Linked DNA regions of Homo sapiens: regions 1 and 2 are each linked to region 3. Evidence: chromatin loops called from intact Hi-C (ENCODE). Cell type or tissue: K562. All regions are shown on one strand. Region 1 has its middle 19 kb from the start of PDIA6. Region 2 has its middle 13 kb from the start of E2F6. Region 3 holds the start of LOC100506405 (a long non-coding RNA gene).

The links. Hi-C counts contacts between places; a loop is a spot of excess contacts. Peaks named below come from ENCODE experiments on the same cell type or tissue, not always from the same donor. Only the 100,000 strongest peaks of a DNase experiment are listed, where the experiment ranks them.
Region 1: a loop joins it to region 3, with 6 times the contacts of the local background. A loop is called at or near these places in 2 of 110 quality-filtered maps.
Region 2: a loop joins it to region 3, with 5 times the contacts of the local background. A loop is called at or near these places in 45 of 110 quality-filtered maps.

Annotation. Positions count from the first base shown.
Region 1 is chr2:10,828,032-10,836,031 of GRCh38, forward strand. It overlaps a transcript of PDIA6 not described here. Among named protein-coding and RNA genes, the nearest start is that of PDIA6, 19 kb to the left of the region's middle. RefSeq lists enhancers at 3,099-3,599, 7,234-7,734. In K562, CTCF peaks have their summits at 4,474 (motif pointing right) and 7,461 (motif pointing right); DNase peaks (open chromatin) are centred at 4,450 and 7,460; H3K27me3 peaks cover 4,780 bases.
Region 2 is chr2:11,474,849-11,482,848 of GRCh38, forward strand. No RefSeq gene overlaps it. Among named protein-coding and RNA genes, the nearest start is that of E2F6, 13 kb to the left of the region's middle. In K562, a CTCF peak has its summit at 3,254 (motif pointing right); a DNase peak (open chromatin) is centred at 3,263; H3K27me3 peaks cover 1,420 bases.
Region 3 is chr2:11,677,517-11,685,516 of GRCh38, forward strand. LOC100506405 (a long non-coding RNA gene) reads left to right here and starts at 3,909. Exons shown (of 2, transcript NR_187639.1): 1 at 3,909-3,976; 2 at 4,675-5,807. It also overlaps a transcript of LPIN1 not described here. RefSeq lists an enhancer at 4,389-5,029. In K562, a CTCF peak has its summit at 4,708 (motif pointing left); a DNase peak (open chromatin) is centred at 4,665; H3K27me3 peaks cover 6,491 bases.

The sequences.
Region 1 (8,000 bases), 850 kb before region 3:
CACAGCCTTCCCCACTATCAACATCCCACACCGCAGCAGCCCGCATGTTTGTTACAATGAACCTACATTGACACCTCATTATCCCCCAGAGCCCACAGTTTACATTAGGGTTCACACTTGGTGTTGTGCATTCTATGGGTCTGGACAGATGGAGATGACACACATCTACTCTTATAGTATCAGACACAGTAGTTTCACTGTCCTAAAAATCCTCTGTGCTCCAACTATTCATTCCAACCTACCCCCAATTTGCTTTATCTGTATATCAATTTTTCAATTAAAATGTATCAGAAATTCAATGGGCAGGAAGTAGTTTCAGAGGGTGAGGAAGAGAAATAACAGGCTGCCGTTTGTCATTTCCCCTTTAAGAAGTGCAGAGTGTCGAGGCCATGGGCACAGCCTGGAGCACCCTGTTCCAGTAGGGTGTGTGCCCCCTCCACCCAGGCCCACGACCCTGAGACCAGAGGAATGCGAGGGTCTGTCTCCCGCCCTCCTTGCACCACCAGGGCCCAGGGCACTCTTCCGCCCATGCAGATGGCAGCTGGGACGAAGGGGCAGCACAGTGCCAGTCTCCTGCTAGCCTGTGCGGGGCAGGCGACACTGGGCATGGTGCAGCCTTGCTGTCTCAGTGTCCCCTACCAGCCCCCTTTGGATCATGTCTGATTCTTCTGAGGACAGGCGCTGCGAATAAAACACCTCTGAGAATTTGGGGCACAAATGTGCTACACTGGAAACCCCTGCTTTGGAGGGGGCACAAAGCCAAATGACCCCTGGCTCTGGCCCCCGGGTCACAAGTGCATGGATGTGTTCGGAAATTCCCAGGGGCACTCCGGAAGCCTGGGATGCATGACCAGCAAAGCAGGGCTTCCTCCTTGCCTGCTAGGGTGCCCGCTTCATTCACTCCAGATGCTGGTGTGGTCTGGGGACAGCTGATGTATCATCACGTTAACAGTGTTATCCCCCACCCCGTCTTCAGTGACCCAGGTCACCCTCTCTTCTGGGGTGCTGTCCAGGCACTTTCCAGGATTGCACTGGCTTCAACAGGTCTTCGTGCCCTTCTCATTCCCCAAGAGAGAATCTGCTTACCCGGTGTTGTGAAAAGGGCGATATCTGGCCTGAGCTTTTGGAGAGGCTCTGGGCTGGGAGAAGGGTTTGTGTCATGCCCACCTCCTCAGCTGTTTGTTCCCCTGATGTCCTCTCTCCCAGGGTCTCTTTTGGGCCACTCATACCCAGAATCCTGGCTCATGGACACCTCCCGCCCCCAGGCAGCTCCCAGCGCTGTTGGCTTCTTCAGCTTCAGGAGCACCCGTGCCTCACAGCCCTGTCCCCTCTCTTAGTTGAGCAGGTGGGCTCTGCCCTGCTTCTCCAGACTCTCATTTTCCTCCTTCCATTGCCTGCTATTGCCTATAATTTGGCCAAAAGCCATAATAACCAAGGGTGTTGACTTTTTGCTCTCCAATCAAAAGATCCTGTCCTTACCAGGAACTGCCCTTGTTAGAAGGCACGGTGTTGGGGGGTGGAGATTAGAAACAATTTTTCTGCCTTTCACTGAGTCAATCACCAAATCCTGCCAAATTTGAAACCTAAGTGGCATGTTCTCCTCTCCACACAAATCCTAGTTCAGGTCCCAGAATTTCTGGCCTGGGCTATTGCAACAGCCTCTTTTTTTAATTATTATTTTTAATTTTTTGTGGGTACATAGTAGGTGTACATATTGACACTGTACGTGATTACATTTCCAATCTCTTTTGGAGGTGAGCTCTGAAGTCCATCCCTGGATTCCTCTAAGGATGAGAAGTCGGGTCAAACAGTCCCTCTGACCACCTAAAAGTGGCATAAATCAAACCTCAGCTTCTCCGTGGCGGCACTGTGAAGTCCACATGCCTTCGCGAGGTGGCAGGGCTTGTCCTCTGTGCTCCCGCCATGCCCAAGTTCTTCAAGCGTGTTGCATGGAAGACTTTGCTCTCTGGCTGTCTCTGCCTAGGATGCTTCTCTGCCCCCCACTACCTTGGCTGACACTCAACCCTTAAGCCATGGCAGCCCTTCTAGGAAGCTTCCTCACCCCAGGCCCTGGGAGGTAGAGGGGCCGCTCCTGCTCCACACTGCCTCCTTGCACCCGCATGTAGAAGCAGTGCCTGTGTCTGCCCCTCCAGTGTGGGTGCGCAGCTTCAAGACAGGGGCCAGGACTGGGCTGTGTCCCAGCTCCTAGCACGGCCTGGGAAAATGAATGAATGAATGTTGGAATGAATGAACGCATCCGTGAATAATATGCTGTGGACCTCCGTGCCTATCAGTTCTCCATTTGTTTTGGCTGAATGCTTGTGTTTGAACTGGTGGAACTCAGTGAGTTTGCAAGCCTGCCTGGTTCTGGCCAGAGGGTCAAGGTTCTCTCGGGCACCTTTTCCTGCGGGCACAGCTATGGGGCAGGAGTGCGTCTGCAGGGACATGGGGTGGCACCCAGAGCCTTTGCAGGAAGCAGCAGGGCCTTTCCTCCCTGGCGGCCTGGGGAGTGCAGCCAAGGGACAAAAGAGGATTCTAAGTTGTTTTCTGGAGCTCACTCTCTCAAAAATAAAATCCAAAACCCAGCCCATGAGGGCAAAGCAATTTTGTAGGAGATACTTAAGTCTTCAGTTAAAGTGAGAAATTAGTTCAAGGAAATAGGGAGAATGTGGCCTCAGACTTAGAGCTGAACTGAACTGCCCCTCCAGGCCCTCGGGTCACCCCCTGCGCGGGCGTGGCTGTGCCCCTGGACACACGGGGACTCCACCTGCGCAGAGTGGGCTGGAGCTGAGGTCTGCCTGGTGCCACCCCCGCCGGCTGGTGGCTCAGGAGGCACACGGGGCACTTCTGTGGTCTCCTTGGGCGCTTGGCCACGTCAGCTTTTCAGAACATTCAGTTCCTCCCCACTTAGCCTCTCTGTCTCCCTCCTAGGGAGAAATGAGCTCCCTCCTGCACCGGCCCAGCCCCTCACTGTCCCTGAGCCACAGGGGCTGGCGGGGAGGGCCCTTGTGGGAGCGCAGCGGACTCCGCTCTGCTTCCAGCCGCTGGTGAGACCCCCCTTCTCTCTTTCCGGGATTCCTTGACTGCAGTGGGTTTGGGTTGGCCTCACCCTTGGCACTTGGAGCCGCAGATGAGTCTACTGTGATAGGGCGGGCGTTGATGAGCGCTGTGACCACTTGCCCCCACCTACTTAGCCTTCCCCTTGACCCCGTGGCCAGGGCTGTGGCGCTGCCCTCCTCCCGGGCCCGTGCACATTGTAGTCTACGGCACTCTCTTGACTCGGGGAAACGCAGGCTGGCTTGTTTCTGAGGGTGGCCCCCACCTGACAAAACTGCTCAGCTCACTAAGAATCAGCGGCACTGGTCACATTACTTCTCCGGCTCCTTCTCCCTGTAAGCCTCTTCTGGCATGGTGGCTGGAGCCCTCCCTTGCAGCTGCTAAGACTGCGTTTCACCCGGCAGCCCCACATCCTGGGGCAGGGGCAGGTCATCGGTCAGACCTCTGGGTAGCCTGAATGGGAGGTGTCGTCAGCTGCTGATTTGGGTGCAATAAGCAGCTTTCAGATCCAGCTACGATGTGCCCCTCGCCTCCACACCCTGCCTGGCAGACACAAGTAATCTGCTCACTGGACAGGATTGGCCTTCACTGAACACGAGTTAATTGATACCAACGTCTCCTTCATCGCGTGATTGTGTGTCTGACAGATTCTAGGGCCTGACAGGATGCAGTTTCCAAGCGGAACCCAGCTCCCGGCCGTAGTCATCCTCCTCCTCCCAGCCACCTTCCTGGACCCCTGCTGTCCTGCCTTGGGCAGCCAGTCATGGGGTGTGAATGTCCTCTCCTTCCTCTCCCCTCAAACCTCTCTCTCCTCATGTGCCAGGCTCTCTGCTGGGCGCTGAGGGCAGAGGCGGGCAAGCCAGGGTCCCCTGGAGCTATGATGGTGCCACTGCACTCCAGCCTGGGTGACAGAGCAAGACCCTGTCTCAAAAAAAAAAAAAAAAAAAAAGAGGAGAGAATTCATTTCAACAGATATTTACTGAGCACCTATGATATTCCAGGCACAATTCGAGGTGGTGGAATATGGCGGGGAGTGAAATAGACAACAATCCTGCCAGCAATGTTGAACTGGAACACACCCACCCAGCATCCCAACCCCAGGCACATACTCACCCCACGGGCGTGTGAATTCACCGAAAGGCAGGCTTAAGAATGCTCACAACAGCAGAACTGGCCAGATCCCAAACTGCAAACCGCCCAAATGCCCATCAGCAGTGGAAGGATAAATTGTGTTCTGCTCACACAGTGCAATGCAGTGCAGCCGTGAGAATGAGCAAACTGCAGCTGCAGATATCCTCGCCATCTACGCCTCACAAACACCACCTGGTGGGATTCTATTAATTCCTGTTTGAAGCACGAGGCCAGGAGACCTAACCTTGCAGCGGGCACCCTCGGTTGAGTAGTGACAGGAAGTGACCGCAAGGGGGCGCTCTGCCCTTGCTCTGCGCAGGCTGCTGCGGGGATGCGTGTGGGATTTGAGCTGTGCGCTCAGGACTCGTGCGCTTTTCTCTGTATGTGCTGTACTTAGATACAATATTTACACTAAAAAATCGGGGCTGTGGTGGACCGAAGGGCCCAGGCTCAGGCCCTGGGCTGGCTGAATCCTGCAGTCAGCATCTCCCGCCTCGGTCTTCCTTCCAGGAGGTCGGGTCCAGGGCAGAAGAGGGCGACCCCAGATGAGGCATCTCCTGAGGGGAGGGGCAGCTGGCTTGGAGGCCAGGCTGTGGCTTGCCACAGGAACAGGGTAAGGAGGCGGTGAGGATCACCTGGGCCCCCAGGGACATTTGGCGGACGCAGAAAAGGCAAGGTCGAGGCCAGCGCTGGTCCCACCCCCCGCCCCCCCAGCCACTGAGACCCGCAGAAGCCGGGACTCTGGAGGCTCCCAGAACTCCAGCCCTCTGGGGTCACTCTCCTTAAAAGGCCAAGTGATGGGTGGGAGGGAGCTCACAGATGATATTGGGGCATGGAGAAAGGCCAGGAGTCCCCATTTCCCAGAGGCAGAGCAGTCAGAAAGCATCCCCTCCCCTGCCTGGACAGGTGTCCATGTAGAGCCCAGGCTCTGTGTCAGGGACAGCCCCGCTCCCTCGACAGGCCAGTTCCGCGGAAGGGGCCCATGTCTGTGTGGCCTCTAGTCTCACTTTGGCCAGGCTGGCTCCTGCCCTCGGGCAGGCCCAGGATCTGGGGTCTTTTTCCCTGTCCGGTCCCTCTCCTCTCCCCTCCTCCGGCTCCCGCAGTTGTTAATCATCCTTTCCCGTTTGGAATTTCCCGATCAGCAGGCCTGGGAGGCAGCTTTCTCAGGCCCCCACTTTGCTGCTGTGTCTCTGAGCTTGGTGTGTCCCCACCCCCTCTGGGGGTTTTCAGTCCATCACCACAGTGGGGTAATAAGCCTCACAGCCAAGGGGAGTGGCCCCCAGAACCTCAAAAACCCACAGCGGGCTCATTCCCTGACTTCTGCCAGGTAGAGGCGGCTGGGCCCTCTCCTCAGAACATGTTTGAGCCCCTTCTCAGAAGTTTCCAGAGTGCCAGTATGGTTGGCACCAGCCTTGTAAGCCCCTATGAATAGAGACACATCCCTCTTATACCCATACACAGATTGGAACTCCCGGAGGCAGGGCCTGGATTCCAGGGCATGTACTTGCTGTATAGTGGGCTCTGCAGGGAGATGTATGAAGTTAAGTGGATGTGGACATCGAGCCTGGAAAGGTTAAATGACATCCCCAGGGCTGGAAGCCATCAAGTGTCTGGAAGTGGAGCTTGGAGCTCGAGGTGCCAAGACCCTGAAGTGGCAGCCAGTGTCTGGTTATTGGAAGCCCCAGACGCTTGTTTAGAGAAATCTTTGCCTCCTCCCAGGTCCCACCAGTGCTCTCTGTGTTTCTCTTATCTTTGGATGTTGCCACACGGAAGCGGAATTCTAAAATAATTTCCTCTCCCTTCCCCCATCCCCAGACTTCTGAAGAAGATTTAAACTGGGCATTAGGTGTTTTCTAAATACTGTTGCAAAGTCCCAACAGCTTCTACAGTGAGAGCAACGCAGATCTGGGGAAAGATCCCAGTGAATTTGTATCTTTCTTTGGGGTCTCAGCAGCAATTGCATGATTTCAAAAGGAGGCAGTGCCTCACTCTCCTTTCAGGCTGCGCTTCTGAGCAGAGACAAAAAAGGGAACCTCTCAGGCTGGATCAAAGGCGAGCCTCTTTCTATGTGGGCCACGGATGCTGCCTGCAGCAGTGTGCTTTGGAGAGAAAGACCCTCTCTGTGGAGAGGGAACATTCTGGACACGTGTGCCCTTCTCCTGTGAGGCTTCCCTCCCTCCCTGGGGCTGGCCACCCTCCCTCCCTCCTTCCACGGAGGCCTGGCCTCTCTGTGGCACTGCCCCTCACCCCTCTGGGCTGCAGTGACTCCCAGAGGTGGGATCTCATTGGTCCCTGAGCGCCTGGCAGGACTGACAGGGTGCTTAGTAAACCCTTGTGGCCTGGATGCAGGCCGAGGCTCCTGTGGCCTGGGAGGGTCCAGGTCCTTCTTTGTTATGAACACTAAGAGGCAGGTCTCCTCCCTTCCCTGCCTCAGACACACAAGGGACACTTGATGTGTTTGTGGAGTGAACTAATTTCTCTCCCTCCCTCCCTCCCTCCCTCCCTTCCTTCCCTCCTTCCTTCCTTCCTTCCTTCCTTCCTTCCTTCCTTCCTTCCGTTCTTTCTTTTGACAGAGTCTGCTCTGTTGCCCAGGATGGAGTGCAGTGGTGTGATCTTAGCTCACCGCAACCTCCGCCTCCCAAGTTCAAGAGATTCTCTTGCCTCAGCCTCCTTAGTAGCTGGGATTACAGGCACGCACCACCATGTCCGGCTAATTTTTTGTATTTTTAGTAGAGACAGGGTTTCACCATGTTGGCCAGGCTGGTCTCGAACTCCTGATCTCAAGCGATCCACCTGCCTCAGCCTCCCAAAGTGCTGGGATTACAGGCATGAGCCACTGTGCCTGGCGTAGAGTGAACTAATTTCATAGCGTGGGTTGATGAACATGAACAGGTGGGGCGGGCCTACAGCAAGGAGCAGCACCAGCGCCTGTGTGTGTACTGTGGCCGCTGCTCGGCCCCGGGCGGTGCACTTTACCTGAACCGTCCTTCCAGGCCTCCCAAGCCATCTGCAGGAAGTGCTGTTTCCATCCCAGGCCTGAGATGGTGGAAAGGCTGGGGACTCCAGGGACACAGGGCTGGCAGGCGGGTGAGGTGGGCAAGTACCCCCGGCAGTCGGGCTCCGGAGCCCGCCTTCTTGACCAGGCCGCTGGCAGTGAGCCAGCCGGGTTCCGTTTCCATCGCGGGCCTTATCCGGGGCGTATTCCTTCCAGGTGCGGCCTCCGGGGAAGCCCAGTCCCCAGCCTGGAGGTGACGAGGCCGGCGCACCCACCAGGGGTCGCTGCAGGCAAGAGCTGGAGGCCTGAAGGCAGGTGGGGCCCAGGGAGCCGGCCCGGCACACTCGGATACACAGCTTTAGGTGTGCCAGATCGGGACGATGTTTTAATAAAAGTAAAGCAGACATCTCCGACCCACGAGGAAACCCAGCCTGGGTTTGGATCCACCTCTGAGCTCCACCTTCACTCAGCTGCCAAATGGGGACAGTGGCTGTGGCCCTGTCTCCCTCATGGGACCGCCAGGGGATCCTATGAAATCACAATACTTAGAGAGGGGGCCGGGCGCGGTGGCTCACGCCTGTAACCCAGCACTTTAGGAGACCGAGGCGGGCGGATCATTTGAGGTCAGGAGTTCGAGACCTGCCTGGGCAACATAGTGAAATCCCGTCTCTACTAAAAATACAATAATTAGCTGGGCGTGGTGGCGGGCGCCTGTAATCCCAGCTACTCGGGAGGCTGAGTCAAGAGAATCACTTGAACCCGGGAAGCAGAGTTTGTAGTGAGCCAAGATCGAGCCACACTGCACTCCATCCTGGAC
Region 2 (8,000 bases), 200 kb before region 3:
TCAAATTAGTTTTGTTTTGTAGAAAAAATAGTTAGCCTTGGGAATTCTCAGAAATGAAAATAGTAAGGAAAACGGAATACTCGCACTCAAGTTGTGATAATGATGATAATTTATCTTGTATAAATTTGCAGAGTTCAGATATAATTTGTTAAAGATTTTGTTTTGTTTTGTTTTTGAGACAGAGTCTCACTCTGTCGCCAGGCTGGAGTGCAGTGGCGCCATCTCATCTCACTGCAATCTCCGCCTCCTGGATTCAAGTGATTCTCCTGCCTCAGCCTCCTGAGTAGCTGGGATTACAGGCGTGTACCACCACACCCAGCTAATTTTTTTGTATTATTAGTAGAGACAGGGTTTCACCATGTTGGCCTGGATGGTCTCGATCTCCTGACCTTGTGATCTGCCCGCCTCAGCCTCCTGAAGTGCTGGGATTACAGGCATGAGCCACCGCACCTGGCCAATTTGTTAAAGATTTTACCAGGCCGGGTATGGTGGCTCATACCTGTAATCCCAGCACTTTGGGAGGCAGAGACAGGCAGATTGCTTGAGCCCAGGAGTTCAAGACCAGCCTGGGCAACAAAATAAGACTCCCATCTCTACAAAAAATATAAAAATTAACCAGGCATGGTGGCACACACCTGTAGTCCCCAGCTATTTGGGAGGCTGTAAGGTGGGAGGATCACTTGAGCCCAGGAGTTTGAGGCTGCAGTGAGCCGTGATTGCACCACTGCACTCCAGCCTGGGCAACAGAGTGAGATCGTGTCTCAAAAAAAAAAAATTACCAAAGTTTCATTGGTAATAATTCAGATGAATCATTTCAATTTTTCTTTTGCATTTTCTGTGGTAGGGGTATATATTACAAAAATTCATTTGAATTAATTGTGTTGAAAGAGGAATACAGTCAACAAGCTTAAAATCTTTTGTTTTGCTAAGTAGTCATGTATCATTTACATAATTAAAAAAATTACAGTACCTTCTCCTAAAATAGAAAGAAAGTAGTCAAATATCAGAGAATTATCACATCATATTGGCTTCAGGCTCATGATACCAAGAAATTTTAAATATCATTAGACCTTGGAGAAATTTTGGTCAAGGCAAATTACACAAACAAAAAAACTTTAAATTTTTTTTTGAAGAGGTATATTTACATGGCTCAAAATTCAAAAGACACAAAAGAGTAACAGTGAAAAATCTCCCTTTCACTCTTGTCTCTCGGCAGTAATGTCCTCTCTTTGGAGACTATCATTGTGTTGGTTTCTCAGATATTCTTGCAGAATATTTATGCAAAAATGTTCATCTACGTTATCCTTCCCCCTTTTAGTGCACTAGTAATGTATTTTTTTCCTTCTTTCAACCTAACAAAATACCTTGCAGATTGCTCTCTGTCAGTGCAATAAATACCTTTCTTACTCTTTTTTTTTTTTTCTGGAGAAGGAGTTTTATTTTTGTTGCCCAGGCTGGAGTGCAGTGGTGTAATCTTGGCTCACTGCAACCTCCGCCTCCTGGGTTCAAGTGATTCTCCTGCCTCAGCCTCCTGAGTAGATGGGATTACAGGCACCCACCACCACACTCTGCTGTTTCGTATTTTTAGTAGAGGCAGGGTTTCACCATGTTGGCCAGGCTGGTCTCGAACTCTTGACCTCAGGTGATCCGCCTTCCTTGGCCTCCCAAAGTGCTGGGATTACAGGCATAAGCCACCACACTCGGCCCTTTCTTACTCTTTTTTATGTCTTCACAGTATTGAATTGTGTGTATACACCATAAATTAACCATGCTGTACCCCAAGACTGGACACTTAGGTTATTTCCGATATTTTGCTACTATAAATAACACTGAATATAGAATAATCTTGTGCAGATGTTACTTCATTTAAGGTTGAGTATTTCTAAAAGATAAATGGCTAGAAATGAACTACCAGGTCAGAGATACATGCATTGGTGATTTTGATCATTGGCAATTGCCAAATTGTCCTCCATAGATTATCCTACCAATTTACCTTAACTCTTTCTAGCAAGAGATAAAGGTATGGAACTATGATAAAGCAAATAAATTTTCACTCAGCTTTTAAGAAACAGCATTGTTCATTTGTATTAACACATTTCTCCAACAAAAGAATCCACATTCTTTTGGATAGAAAGAAGCTCTATATCAAAGGCTGCTAACTGCCAGAACAGTAGTTTTCTTTGCTGGTGCTATTAAAGGTTTTCAATCATTTTAGCTTAAAGTCTGACGTGGTACTGAAATGTATATATGAATTTTGGGACACATTACAATCATTCAAGTATATTATATATGTATATAGGCTGGGTGTGGTGGCTCATGCCTGTAATCCCAGCTACTTGGGATTACTTTGGGAGGCTGAAGCGGGCCAATCGCTTGAGCCAGGAGTTTGAGACCAGACTGGGCAACAAGGCAAAACCCCATATCTACAAAAAATACAAAAATTAGCTGGATGTGGTGGTGCACGCCTGTACTGCTAGATACTTGGGAGGCTGAGGTGGCAGGATCAATTGAGCCCAGGGGACCAAGGCCACAGTGAGCCATGATGCCACCACTGCACTCCAGCCTGGGTGACAGAGTGAGACTCTGTCTCAGAAAACAACAAACACACAACAAAACATGTATATAATGTACCTCGTGTATATTACACACTATCACGTGCCTTAAAGAATGAAATCCCAAGAGGTGTTCTTTGGAGAAAAAGAGAAATCGGATGACGAGGTTAAGTGTGATGGGTACAGACATCCACTGTGATATTGTTTTCTACCCTTTGTGTTTTCTTGTCCTATGTAATTTGTTCTGTAACTGCCATTAGAGATCAAGAAGGTGGTCCTTAAATGTTGCTACACACCTGACAGAAAGGTGTATTTCTATGTATGTTATTGGAACAACAGAGTTTCTTCCCATTCAAACGTTTATATAATTTCATCTTCTTTGGTTATTGGGAGCCCAGGTCTAGTGTGCACCCACACTGCACCCAGATTTTTAAAGAAAGTTCCATCAGAGGTGAATTACTACCTTCTATTCTTGAATTCTATGCAAATACTATCTAGTTTGTTAGATAATGTCTTCTTGATTATTAAATGTTCACGTCTCAGGCACTACCCCATGAACTATATTGGTTGCATCAAATTCATTTTGCCCCCCTGATTCCTTCCTCTGTTTTATCTAATATTTAATGTCAACCAAGATGCTTTTGGTAGTGCTGCTACCAGCTGGTCAATCATTTGCAAATGTGTAGTGAAGTCAAAGTGCTCTCCACCAGGTGGCGCACTTTCACCTTAGGGAGTCCATTGAATGGAGCCCTTGAATTTTGGGTGACCAGTATTCCTGATAAGATCCAGGTGAGGATCTTATCCCCTCCCTTACCCCCTCCCTTGGTGGGGAGAGGGGTGCAGTTGGATTTGAGTTCAAGGTTTCTAATGAGGAAATGCCACATCTAGGCTTCAGATTTACTACTGATCAAGATGGAGTTTAGTATTTCTGGTCTAAACCTCACTCAGAAACAAGCCAAACCCGAACCTTACTGCTATGGGTCAAATTGTGTCCTATTTGTGCCAGGACCCTTCCAAAATTCATATGTTGCAGTTCTAACTGGTACCTCAGGATGTGACCTTATTTGGAGAGAGGATCTTTTCAGAGGTAATCAAACTAAAGTGAAGTAATTAGGGCAAGTCCTGTCCCAAATGACTGGTGTGTCTTTATAACAAGAGGAAATTTGGACACAGATTTGCATAGAGGGGCCAGCCATGGTGGTTCATGCCTGTAATCCCAGCACTTTGGGAGGCTAAGGCGGATGGATCACCTGAAGTGAGGAGTTTGAGACCAGCCTGGCCAGCATGGTGAAAGCCCGTCTCTACTGAAAACACAAAAATTAGCTGGGCATGGTGCTGCATGCCTGTAATTCCAGCTACTCAGGAGGCTGAGGCAGGAGAATCACTTGAACCTGGGAGGCGGAGGTTGCAGTGAGCTGAGATCATGCCACTGTACTCCAGCCTCGCTGACAGAGTGAAGACTCAGTCTAAAAAAAAAAAAAATTTGCATAGAAGGAAGGCAATGTGGAGAGACTCAGGGAGAAAGCCATTTACAAGCCAAGAAGAGAAGTCTGGGACAGATCCTCCCTCACAGCCATGAGAAGGAACCAACCTACTCACATCTCAATGCCGGGCTTCTAGCCTCCAAATGGGAGACAATAGATTTCTATTGCTTAAGCCCCTCCGTCTGGAGCACTTTGTTATAGCAGCCCTAGCAAACGAATGCACCTTCCCATCCACATTTTGGGACAATTTAAGCAAGCTAGGTGGAGGGGTGTGAAAATGTGTGGATGGTAGAAAGAAAAAGGTATGAGAAGTGTTGGGTCTGCACAAAACAGAAATACAGGTGCAAACAGACCATATGTATCCAGCAGAGAACTGTTTGTGCGACAAAGCGTGTTTGTGGGTGAGAGTATGGATATGTGTGAAAAAGAGCCATGTGTATGCTTGAAGCACGAGTACTGCATGCATTTAAGGAAGTAGATATGTGTACGGAATCAACATGCATAGCACATGCACCGTTACGTAAGACACGTAAGGGGGAAATGTGTGTGAGAATGTGTATGTGTGAGGGAGAGAACAATGTGTGTGTGTGTGTGTGTGTGTGTGAGAGAGAGAGAGATTCTTTAGGATAATGCTGGCAAAGACACAAAGGTCAGAAGAGAGCCACCTCTAACTGCTTTGCCCACCCCGCCGTTTTTGGGGAAGGCCTCTGCTTATTGAATGGGCTTGGAGAGAGACGGCTCCTTTGCAAGTTACAGGTTGGCCACCAAAGTTTTTTAGCTCGGCCCCATTCTTGTCAACATTTTAAACCGGGCTAATTCAGCTCATTTAAGAAACTATCTTGAAATGACTTTTCCAAGTTTTGGTTCAAGTTCAATAAAGACATAAAACAAGTGGGTCAGGTTCCAGGAAAAACATAATCATTTGTACTTGTGTGCTTGTATTTAAATCAATGAACTAGGAGCGGGGAGGTGATTCATTAAATAAGAAAATAATAAACAACTTTTCATCGAATCTCATTTGTTTTCTTAGCTGAGAAAAGAATTACATTAATTAGTTCTACCAACTAATGAATTCTTAGTTGGTAGGAGTTTATGCATTTCTAAAATTCATTATAGATATTCAAAAATAGGATTAAATGGTTTCTCTCAAAGTCATTGTATTAATTAGTTAAGGTATGGGACATCTTCCTAGGAATTTTTCCCTCAGTGTAACATCATATTCATTTTGATTCTTCTGTTGAGCCAAATTACACTTTTGTCATGATTGAAAGATTGCCTATTTAAAGAAAGGAATTCATTTATGTAATGAATTATTCTATAGCAGGAGTGGGAAATCTAACTATAGCCCAGGGGCCAAATCCATTCAGTTGACTAACTTTTGCTTTTTATTTTTGTTTTACAGTCCAAGTAAGTATATTTTTACATTCTCAAAAGGTTACATTTAGGTGGGGAGCAGGGGCTCGTGCCTGTAACCCCAGCATTTTGGGAGGCTGAGGCAGGATAATTACTTGAGGCGAGGAGTTCCAGACCAGCCTGGGTGACAAGAGCGAGACCCCCTATCTCTAAAAAAAAAAAAAAAAAAGTTACATTTTAAATGGTTTATGTAAGCCTCAACTCTGCATCCTAGAAGGCAATGCCTAAAATATTGGCCTCTTGCCGTTTAAGAAAAATTTGCTGACCTCTGTTCTATGGGATTTTATCTGCTTGGTAAGACACAGCTGTCAAAACGTAAAGAGGAAAAAATGTAAGGACATTTTTCACAGTGATTATTGGTTTAGCAGTTGCAGTAAGTAACCCAAACCATAGAGCAGACATTTGGGCTAATGTTAATTCAACATCATTATTCTGCACGTTTTTACTAGAGTGGCTGAAATGAGCTATACCCTAGAAAGATAAATGCAGTTCAAGAATGCTCACTGCAGTCTTCTTTATAATCTCAACTCAAATGTCTATCAACAGAAGAATGTATATATGACTTGTGCCCTACTCATACAACGGAATGCTATTTAATAGTTAAAATGAATAAACTAGAGCTATATGGATGATCAGATGGATCTTATAATCTTGAGCAAAACAAGACAAACCGACCGGGTTACAGAATGAAACAGGAACACACAGGAAGTTGTAAAAATCTTCTGTATGACTTATGAACACACGCATATGCAGTAATAGTATAAAAACAGGAATGGGATGCTTTGGAAGAGTACTCGGGGTGACATGAGGAAGGCTTCCAGGGGCTTTAACTGTATTGCAATATTCATGTCTTAAACATTTGAAGCAAGTGTGGCCCGATGTTAGGATTGGCTTGTTCTTGAGCACATGGGCTCTTTACATTACTCTCCTAGTTTAGCGTGTGTTTGAAAATTTCACAATGAGAAAAGTCAAATGCGGGTGTTTGAGCTATTTCATGATGAGAAAAGGAAAATGAGGGTGCTGCCAATCAGAGTATGGCGAGCTGCAGGGGTTCACTCACGATGCACTTTTACTGAGGACCTGTGTGCTGGCAGGTGCTGGGGGCTATAACCTCACTCCCGGCTTCTTTTGTTTAACCGCCCAGATTCGTGAACTGTGACTTTTCAGGGTGTTTTCAAAGACAGTGGCTGTTAGGCCCAAGGCCCCACTGTGGGTCCTGGGGGTGAGTGGCAGGGGGCCCAGGGACGGTTTCCTGACTCCAGTTCTGCTTCTGGCTGCCTCCTGAAAACACAGGGGCCTGTCTTTTTATTAAAAAGAGAGAGAGAGAGAAAGAAAAAAAAAGAAATCTCTAGTTCTCTTTGTTTCTTGTCTCAGCTTCTTTGCTAGGGGCCACCTCAGCAGCAGCCGCCAGTGAGGACTGAGGGACTCATTTGAGGTTCGTTCATTTCTTCCTTCCTTCACTCATTTTTTCCGACCTGGCTGTCACCAGGAAAAGCTGGCCGGGTTCCACCCGCAGGGGTCCATCGTTCCAGAATCTTCCTTTTCCTCTCTTGACCTCAGGCTGGGCCCTCATGGACCGCTCGCCGACCTCAGCTGTTGGGGACCGGGTCCCTCAATCTCCGCGTCCTGAGCGGTCGGCGGCGGTGGGGAGAGGGCGGCGGGTGCCCCCGGTCACCGCGCTCGGTCGGGCTCAGTCCCGGCGGCCGAGCGTGGGGATCCGGGGGCCCCTGGGGTGGAGTTGTCCGGAAGCCTGGGCTCCACTCCTGCTGCCTCACAGCCTTGCCGTGTCCCGTCTGGGCGCCTGCGTTCCCAAGTGACAAAATGACCTCGCTCCTCCGAGGGGTCTCCCAACCTCTGTCCAGATCTTCTTCCCCGCTAAGTGCCCTGTCACCGGAGGGGATGTCCAGTGTGACCCCGCGGGAATGTCGGGGTGCTTGGGCCCGGGGGTGGGACAGGGCTGCTGCAGGGAGGGCAGCCCCCGTAAGAGGAGGGAGGACGGCGACACCGCTGAGCGCAGACGGCGCGCGGAGCCGGGGCTGGGCGCTCAGGTGCGAGGTTCCGTCCATCTTTCTGAACCCACGCAGGTGGGCGCGGGAAGGGACCCGGCAGCCGCCAGGGCAGGGTCAGCTGGCGGGGCAGCCCCGCACGGTGACCCTCCTTGGGTCGCGGGGAGCCGGGCACGGGAGTGGGGGAGCGCGTCTTTGTTGGGGAGGAGGGCGGGCGGGACAGGGTAAGACTGGGGTTCCAGGCCCGGGGCGCGAACCCGGGTGGGAGGGCGCAGGGGGCTCCCCTCTGTCCCTGTCACCTCCACCCATCGCCGGCCGCCGCTAGGGGTTCCGGCCCCGCGCCCTCCCCCGACCCTTCCCCGGCGGAGGTCCTGGGGCAGCCAAGCCCACCGCCCGGCCCTCCTCCGCGGCCGTCCCGAAGACCCGGAGAAGTGGACCACAGGGGGCGGCCAGTGTCAGGGGTCGAGTCCTCCGCGCTGGCCGCGGTTCCGGAGATCCGGGCTTTGCCGAGCGCCCCGCGCCGTGGCCGGGGCCGGGGCCAGGTC
Region 3 (8,000 bases):
AAGGGAAGCACCGCCTGCCCAGGCTCCAGTGTCACCCAGCCCAGCCTCCCAGCTTCTGAGCCGGTGTTGCCGGGGGACATTTCTCTCCTGATGCTGGGTGAGGAGGCAGACAGCACCATACAGGGCGGGCCATGGGGGAACAGGACGGCATTCGCAGCTCCAGCTGGGAGACCTCGCAGGGCAAGAGCTCCCCAGACTCGGCTTGGTCATGGGTAAGGGCCGGCCATGTGGCCATCTGCAAACACAGCCCCTGCTCTTCCTCCTTCCATCCCCAGGTGCCCGCGTACTGATGGGACCCGGGGAACATTTGCGCCCAGAGCGCCTTGTTCGGGATGGGTTTGTGCATTCACGCTTCCCCAGATAGGTGACCGGCCCCGCTTGCTCCTCACAGGCTCCTATTCAGAAGGCTGCATTTATAGAGGAGGCTGTAGAACTTATTCAAGAATTAAAGGCTTTTTTCTTTGCCTTGGATGGAAAATGCATAGTGATTGCTTAATCTTCAAAATGGGACTTCAGAGCTTCGTGAGTGCCTCCAGCCCATCAGGCACTCTGCTAGAACATCCTTGTCTGTCCAGTTTGTGTGCAGGCCAGGAAGCGAGGTGTGGAGAGTTGAAGGGACCCCTCCAATGTGGTCATTTAACCAGTGCTGTCTCCAATAACATGCTGTGTGTGCTGTGGGGCTTCTGTGGACCCCAAAGCCAGCGGCTGTCCCTACTGCCCTTTTCAGATCTCATCCTAGCAGCCAAGGCTTTTTTGCTGTTGTTGCACAAAAGTAGTTATTTTCACAAAAAAGCCCAAAGCAGGAGTGGAGGGCGTTCGAATAACCCTGAGTGGCAGTGAGTCCCGAGGGTAGGGCCTGGGCTAGAATTCAGAACCCTGCAGTTTCTTCCAGAGGCCAGGGGGTTGGGCTGCAGTGAGGATAATGTGTCAAACCACTGCTCCAAATGGTGCGTCGGGGACACCTGCTGTGGTCCTCAGCTGCAGAGGCTGAGATGGCAGTGAGAGAGGGTTCAGCATGCTTAGGGGGCAGGGAGACCCGGGGTTTTCTGCATCCTAGGGGGATAGAGTGGCGAGGCAGGCCAACCTCCCGCTGCTGGACCCCAAGCACTTGTCGCCTGTCACTTCAGTCAGCTCCATCCTCAGGGCAGTGCCTTCCTTCAGGGACAAGAGGTCCTTCTGGGGCTGGTGTCCAGGCGGCAATGCAGTGAGGGCTCTCTAGGGAGAAAGGAGGCGTGGATCCTGCTCCCACCTCTGCACTGTTTTGCAGCTTGGCCCTTTGGGCAAGTATTTCCTGAATGGACCGGAGGCCTGCAGGGGAGAGACATCAGGCTGGTCCACAACATCCCTCTACATGATGGGGACAGGAGCAGGACCTTCTCTCGGGAGCCCCGTGCAGGTGAATGACACCCACACTCAGATTAAGTAGACCATTTTTGTGGTTAGTCAGGGATTATAATGGCTTTGTCTTGTTTCCTTTGCTGGAATGTCTCTTAAGTTTGCCCGGTGCTGACTGAGAATGGCACTCGCATCTTCCCAGTGGACAGGTGGGGCTCTTATGAAGCTCTGTCTCATGCCCCGCAGGACTGACTCTCTCGCCAGCCTGAGACGCAGGTGTTATTATCATGGCATCTCTCTCACACAAGCCTGGCAGGTGGGGAGCACAGCATCGCTATTCCCATTTGACAGCTGAGAAAACTGAGGCTATGAAGTTGGGACTTTTGCACAGCACCTTGGGAGGGGAGTGGTGGAAGATGGGGAGAGGAACCCAGGCCTCCTGGGGCCCAGTCCAACCCTCGTTCTCTCCTGCACCTCCCTACAGATGTGGAAGTTTGGATTTAATACTGATTTAATATTATGTCTGTTTTCTGCTTATGTTTTATTGGATATTAATTATTTTTCTGATTATAAAAGCATGTTCATTGTAGAATATGTAGCATATACAGGAAAGTTTAAATAACATAAAAGCCTGGGGACTTTGTAAACAGAGGTGGTGCTTCCTTCACCGAAGGCTCCTTGTAATGAAGCTGCAGAGAGGATGTCAAACCCGCCACGTGTCCCCTTGTATTCCATCGCTCTTCCAACCCCACAACCTTCCTGTGTGTTTGATAAACGCTTGTTGACAGATGGACGGGATACTAAGCCCCAGGCTAAAACCCTCAGCAGGCCCCTTGGCTGATCCACCGTGGTCTAGATTCCCCCAACCCCTGCCCCGGCAGTCTCTGTGCGGTGCCCATGGCCTTTTGCCTTGGGGGAGGCAGGCCTCCATGGCTCTGAAGGGTGATGGGGGCCGGGGGAGTCTGGCCTGCTTCCTCTCAAGCTGCAGAGCTGGCTTCCTGCAAGGCTCTGCTTCTGAAGGGGCCTGGTGGCCTTGGCCTTGGCTCAGGCTGGTGCTGCACCTGGAGGAATCTGGCCTGCTTGCTGAAGGGTGGCTGCAGAGCCGTGAAACTGGGAGCGTCACTGGGAGTTGCTGCTGGGGACTGAGTCTGGGACTAGTCCTTGGATGGCAGGGAGGGCTGGGCCCAGAGTTGGGGCTTCAGCAAAGAAGAGAAACTGGGACCTAGATCAGGCAGGCCCCCGATGGACTGACAGCAGTCCAGGAATGCTGAGGGGGGATGCAGGAGATGTGGGTGGGAGAGGTGGGAGCTGTGACTGCCCTGGCCAGAAGCCCAGGCAGGGCTGGCTGGCTTCTGGGAAGCGTAAAAGTGGCTCAGCCACCATAGGGCTGTTTTCATTCCTGGGGCTGGAAAATGGCAGCTGGCAGCAGCGTGAGCCCTCGGAGGCACCTGCTAAGTTGGCAGCATCACCTGTGCTGTTGGCCATGGCCATTCCCAGAGACTCTGGGCTTGGTCTCTGCGCCACAAGTATTTCTGGGCCCTGAGTGTGTGCAGAGCTCTGTGGTGGGGTAACGGGGCGATCTGGGGGCGGTGCGTGAAAGGCCTGGTCTCTCCCTCTTCTGCAGGAGGTCAAGGTGGAATGGGAATGGGTGGGGCTGCAGCTGGCAAGCCACAGAGTTCACAGGGCACAGGTCAAGAGTGATTCAGCCTGGCAGGGCTGGAGGAGGCCTCTCTGAGAAGCTGGCCTTGGAGGAGGAATAGGATTTCAATAAACAGAGCTGACGGGGGTGGAGCTTTCTAGCTGCGGGGTCAGCTTGAGCAAAGGCTGGGGAATGAGTACAGTGTGTTCCCCTAAAGCTAAGTCTGCAGGGGTTGTTCCTTGGGGCGTTGGGACTTTATTTTTTTCTTAGTTGGGGTGTGTGTGGTGACATTCGTCTTGGTCAGGCACCCTGCCTATGAAAGATAGCAGGCAGTCACGGGCCGAATATGTAAGACCCAGAGTGAAGGCCAAAGTTCGGGGGCCACGAGGCCTGGACTCACACCCTAGCATTGTCAGTTACAACTTTTGATTTGCTGAAAATGTAGTTGTCTCATCTATAAAATGAAGCTTATAATACCTAACTATATACTACTCACAGGTGCTTGATAAATGGTAGCTATTATTAATACCAGCACTACACCTGAAAGCAGATGGCCTGTGGTGACAGGCTGGACTGCAAATACAATGGTGCCAAGACACTGAATCCCTCTACACTGGCCCAGTGGACTCAGAGAGCACTGTAGGGGAAAATGCATGGAGCCAGGTCCTGCATTTGTCTCTGTATGAAGAACTCTGAGTTCAGTCTTCCTTTAGTCACTTAGCTTGGCATTCAAGGCCCCTCAAAGGCTGGCCCCACCTCTCCGCCTGATATGGTTTGGATGTGTGTCCCCCACCCAAAGCTCCTGTTGAATTATAATCCCCAGTGTTGGAGGAAAGGTTTGGTGGGAGGTGATTGGATCATGGTGGCCGACTTTCCCTTTGCTGTTCTCATGAGAGATCTGGTTGGTTAAAAGTATGTAGCACCTCCTTCTATTGTCTTCCTCTTCCTCCTGCTCCGGCCATATAGGACGTGCTGGCTTCCCCTTCGCCTTCTGCCGTCATTGTAAGTTTCCCGAGGTCTCCCCAGCTATGCTTCCTGTACAGCCTGTGGAACTGTGAGCCATTTAAACCTCTTTTCTTTATAAATTACCCAGGTTCGGGTATTTCTTTATAGCAGTGCGAGAACAGGCTAGTACACCCCCGTCGGCTCTGTTCTTTCCTTCTACCACGTCCCCGTGCTGCCCCTGGGACGTGCTGAGCCAGGCGTGTTAGTTGGGTCTCCAGGGAGGTGACCATTCAGGACCCTGGACCCATTTTGTCACCTCCAGTCCATGTAGGCTTGGGGGTTGGACTTGGGGCCCCATCTACTCAGAGCTTTTGTTTGCCACCTGGGTTCATTTGGCTTCACCAACCAGAGGCCTGAACAGAGGCTGGGCGACGTCCTCTCCTCTGGGGCCCCTTTCTACAGGGACCTTTGGAGCGCACGCCCCTGACGGTGGCCGGGTGTGGAGACAAACCCAGGGAAAGGGTCCACTTCTCCCATACCGCGAACCCCCTGAAATGCCTGTGTGGGCTGCCCCCTGGTCCTGGGAGGGCTCTCGGGAGGCTGCTACCTCTGGCCGGCCTGAAGGCACTGGCGCCTGGGGTGTTCGTTGTGGGTGAGATGGAAACAGAGAAGAAAGCTGCAGGCCTCCGTGGGGAGCGGGGCTTTGGGCCTCTCTCTCCTCTCAGCGTCCTGGGCTTGCCCCACTCCTCCTGCAGGTGAGCCGTGGGGAGGCCTTGAGCGCCCCCTGGAGGTGACACTCTGCCACTACACATAGGAAACCACCTGGAAACCCAACCACAGTGTCTGATGTGACTTTTCTTAGTGACAGGAAATTAGGATGAGCACGAGCAAAGTCGGTGGTCACAAGGGAGCAGCCAGGCCAGTCCTGCTTAAACTCCTGCTGTTACATGTTTGCGATTGAACTCGTAGCAAGCTGCCGATGGAACACAACCTGCCTCCGGCACAGACGCCGATCTTCAATCCCTTCTCCCCAGCACCGGTGACAGCCCTAGTCATCCTTCAAGGCCCAGTTCAAATGCCTCCATCTCCATACCATTTCAGTTCGTGGTTGGGGATAGGAGCTCCCGTCGCGATCGTCATCTTTCTGCTGCAGACAGATTTTGTTTCCCTCTGTAAAGTTGGAGTGCAGGGGACAAGGCTCTGAACATAGCATTTAAGTGACAGAGATGGTTGTGGTCATGTCCCAGTATGTATTTATCTATCTCCTGCTCCAGTAAATGTCACACTCCCCGGGGCAGCGAGGGTGTCACCATCTCGGTGTCCCCACAGCACCTAGCACAGTCTCCCAGACGATCCAGGGCAGACCCTTCGCATGGGAACGCAAGTCCCTGTTTGTCCGGGTCACTCAGGTTTACGCCTATTGTCCTGTAATTATTTATGCACCCTCTTTTGCTGTCATAGGTGTTGGGTTGGAACAGTCACCCTATTTAGCACACACCTATTAAGCCAAAGCACCTTAGTGTGTAGGCTTCCCTCACCCAAACCTGTTCCCAAAGGTCCTTTCTCACCGGCTACTTTGGGGGCCCCAGTAATCTTCCCGACCCCTCTGGTCAGGGCCAGAGTGGGGAGCAAGTGTCTAAAGCAAGGCCTTCAACAAGGTCCCTTCCCTGAGAGACTCAGTTTGTGACGCTTGTGATTGTGAAGCTCAAATGGATTATGTGACTCCACATAACTCTGCAAACTGTGGTGCGCCCTATTATTGCCGTTTAACTTGTCAGTGTCGGTTCTGCACCCCTGCAGGCTCTGTAGGGGCTGGAGAAGAACACTTGATTTGGAATTTCGGTAATAGCCAGTGAGCTAAGAACCACATAAAATAATGCAGATCATATGAAATGCGTCATGTGTCATTTTGTCTTCTGATATTTAAACATGCTCAAGTGTATGGTAGAGAGCGTGAGAGAATGGGCTGAGCTGGGCTGGGTATACTTGAAATGATGACTCCAGACATGGGAGATGGGAGCGGCTGAAGGGAGGCAGCCCATGAGTCGCCCTTTGGGAGCAGATGGCCTGGAGTTGAACGTGAGGGATGGGGATGAGGGACTGAGAAGGAAGAAGAGAAACAGGGAGGTCTGAGATGGCTTTTACTCTGGGAAGTAACGGGTCCGCCCTTCTTTGTCCCTGCCTCCTGCCTCCTCCTGGACTCTATGCAGAGGAGAGAAGATGGGGCGTGGCTTCCCCCCAATGCTGTGGTCGTCGAGGTAAGCAGATTTGCCCTGCCCTGCCCTGCACTGCCGCTCTGTTCCTCCAGGACGGCTGGTGTTTATGTGAACATCCTGCTGCACCTGAGGAAGGGACAGGTGTGGTGAAAGCCAGGCTTTGTCATCCAGGTGCCCTGGCTTGGAATCCTGGCTCTGCTGCTTCTAAACTGAGCTGTGACCTTGCCCAAGTTGCCTTGAGCCTCTCCCAGCCCTGGGCTCTTCATCTTTAAACTGGGGCTGATGACGCTGCTTTACCAGCCCAGCATGGGGGTGAGTGAGGTGAGCTCGGAAGAGTCTTCTTACTTTTCTCATAGCAGCTGCATGAAAGGTGGATTAGAAGAAGCTGCCAGGCAAAGTATCCATTTAGTGAAAATTCAGTGTGAACTGTACAGTCTGTGAACCTCTGGCAGGTATCACGCTGTCTCTTGTGATCCGAATGGCAGCTCTGGGTCTGGGCTGGCTTCTGGAGCTGGAGCCCCCACCCTTCCCAGTGCCAAGGCTGCTTCTGACGTAGTAAGCAGGTGTGTCTGCTAGAGCAAGGGCCAGCCAGGGTGATGGACTCTCTTGTCTCCTGGGCTCAACCAATCCTCCCACCTCATCCTCCCAGGTAGCTGGGACTACAGGTGTGTGCCACTGCAACCAGCTAATTTTTTTTTAAAGTTTTTGTAAAAACAAGGTTTCTCTATGTTGCCCAAACTGATCTTGAACTCCTAGCCTCAAATGATCCTCCTGCTTTGGCCTCTCATAGTTCTGGAATTACAGGCATGAGCCACTGTGCCCAACTCTCTTGTTTTTGAAGGAAGAACCAGAGTAACACAGAGCTGGAGGGTGGTTGGCATGGAGTATTGGTGCCAAAGTTTTCACTGACCCGTGGTGAACAAAGAAAATAAGACAATGTTGTGGGGTAGATATGTTCATGTGACTTGGCCCATTCAAATTCCCTGGGAAAGACTATTATTTATCCTGGGAGAAGGCATTTTCTATTTTGGGGAGGTTAAAGTATCTTTTATGAAAAGAAAAATACTTTCCTTCCATCCCTCCCTCCCTCCCTCCCTTCCTTCCATTGTTTTTCATTTTTTAAGATTAAAAGTTGACAACCTTATGTCAGTTACCACGCATGCTCCCTGAAATGAAAATTGTAAAAGATTATTGTCTTTTCACTCATTTGCTTATTCTAGTAATAAATATTCACTAGGCGACACTGTGGCCGGCACTCTTCTAAGCACTGGAAATGAGCCGTGAATAAAACAAACATCCTGCCCTCCTGGAGCTTACAGTCCAGGTGGGGGAGAAAAGAATAAGCAAGTGTCTAAGTAACATGCATGTCAGATGGGGAGAGGGGTTGTGGAGAAAAAGAAAATGGGGAAAGGCAACGGGGAGCCCGAGACGGGAGGATGACGTAATTTTCAATGGGGAGGTTGGGGAGGTCACAGAGAAGGTGACATGTGAGCAAAGACTTGAAGGAGCTGAGGAGTGAGCGGAGGCCTCAGGAGGTGTCAAGGGTCCTGAAGCTGAAGCATCTTGGCAGGTTTGAGGAATGCCAAGAGGCCAGTGTGGCCAGAGCTGAGAGGACGGGAAAAGTGGGAGGAGATGGTGTGAGAGCGGTGTGGAGGCTGGCGGAGCACAGGCCAGCATGGAGGCATTGGCCTCGACCCCACCTTGGGGTGTCATGTTAAGGGGACCCACCTCCTGGGCTTTCGGGGCAGGGCAGACATGATGGACCTGTTGGGAGGCTGTTGCAATAATCCAAGTGGGAGGGGATGGTGGTTTGAACTAGGTGGTAGCAGAGAAGGGTTTTGAACCATTTACTCGAATAAACTCTT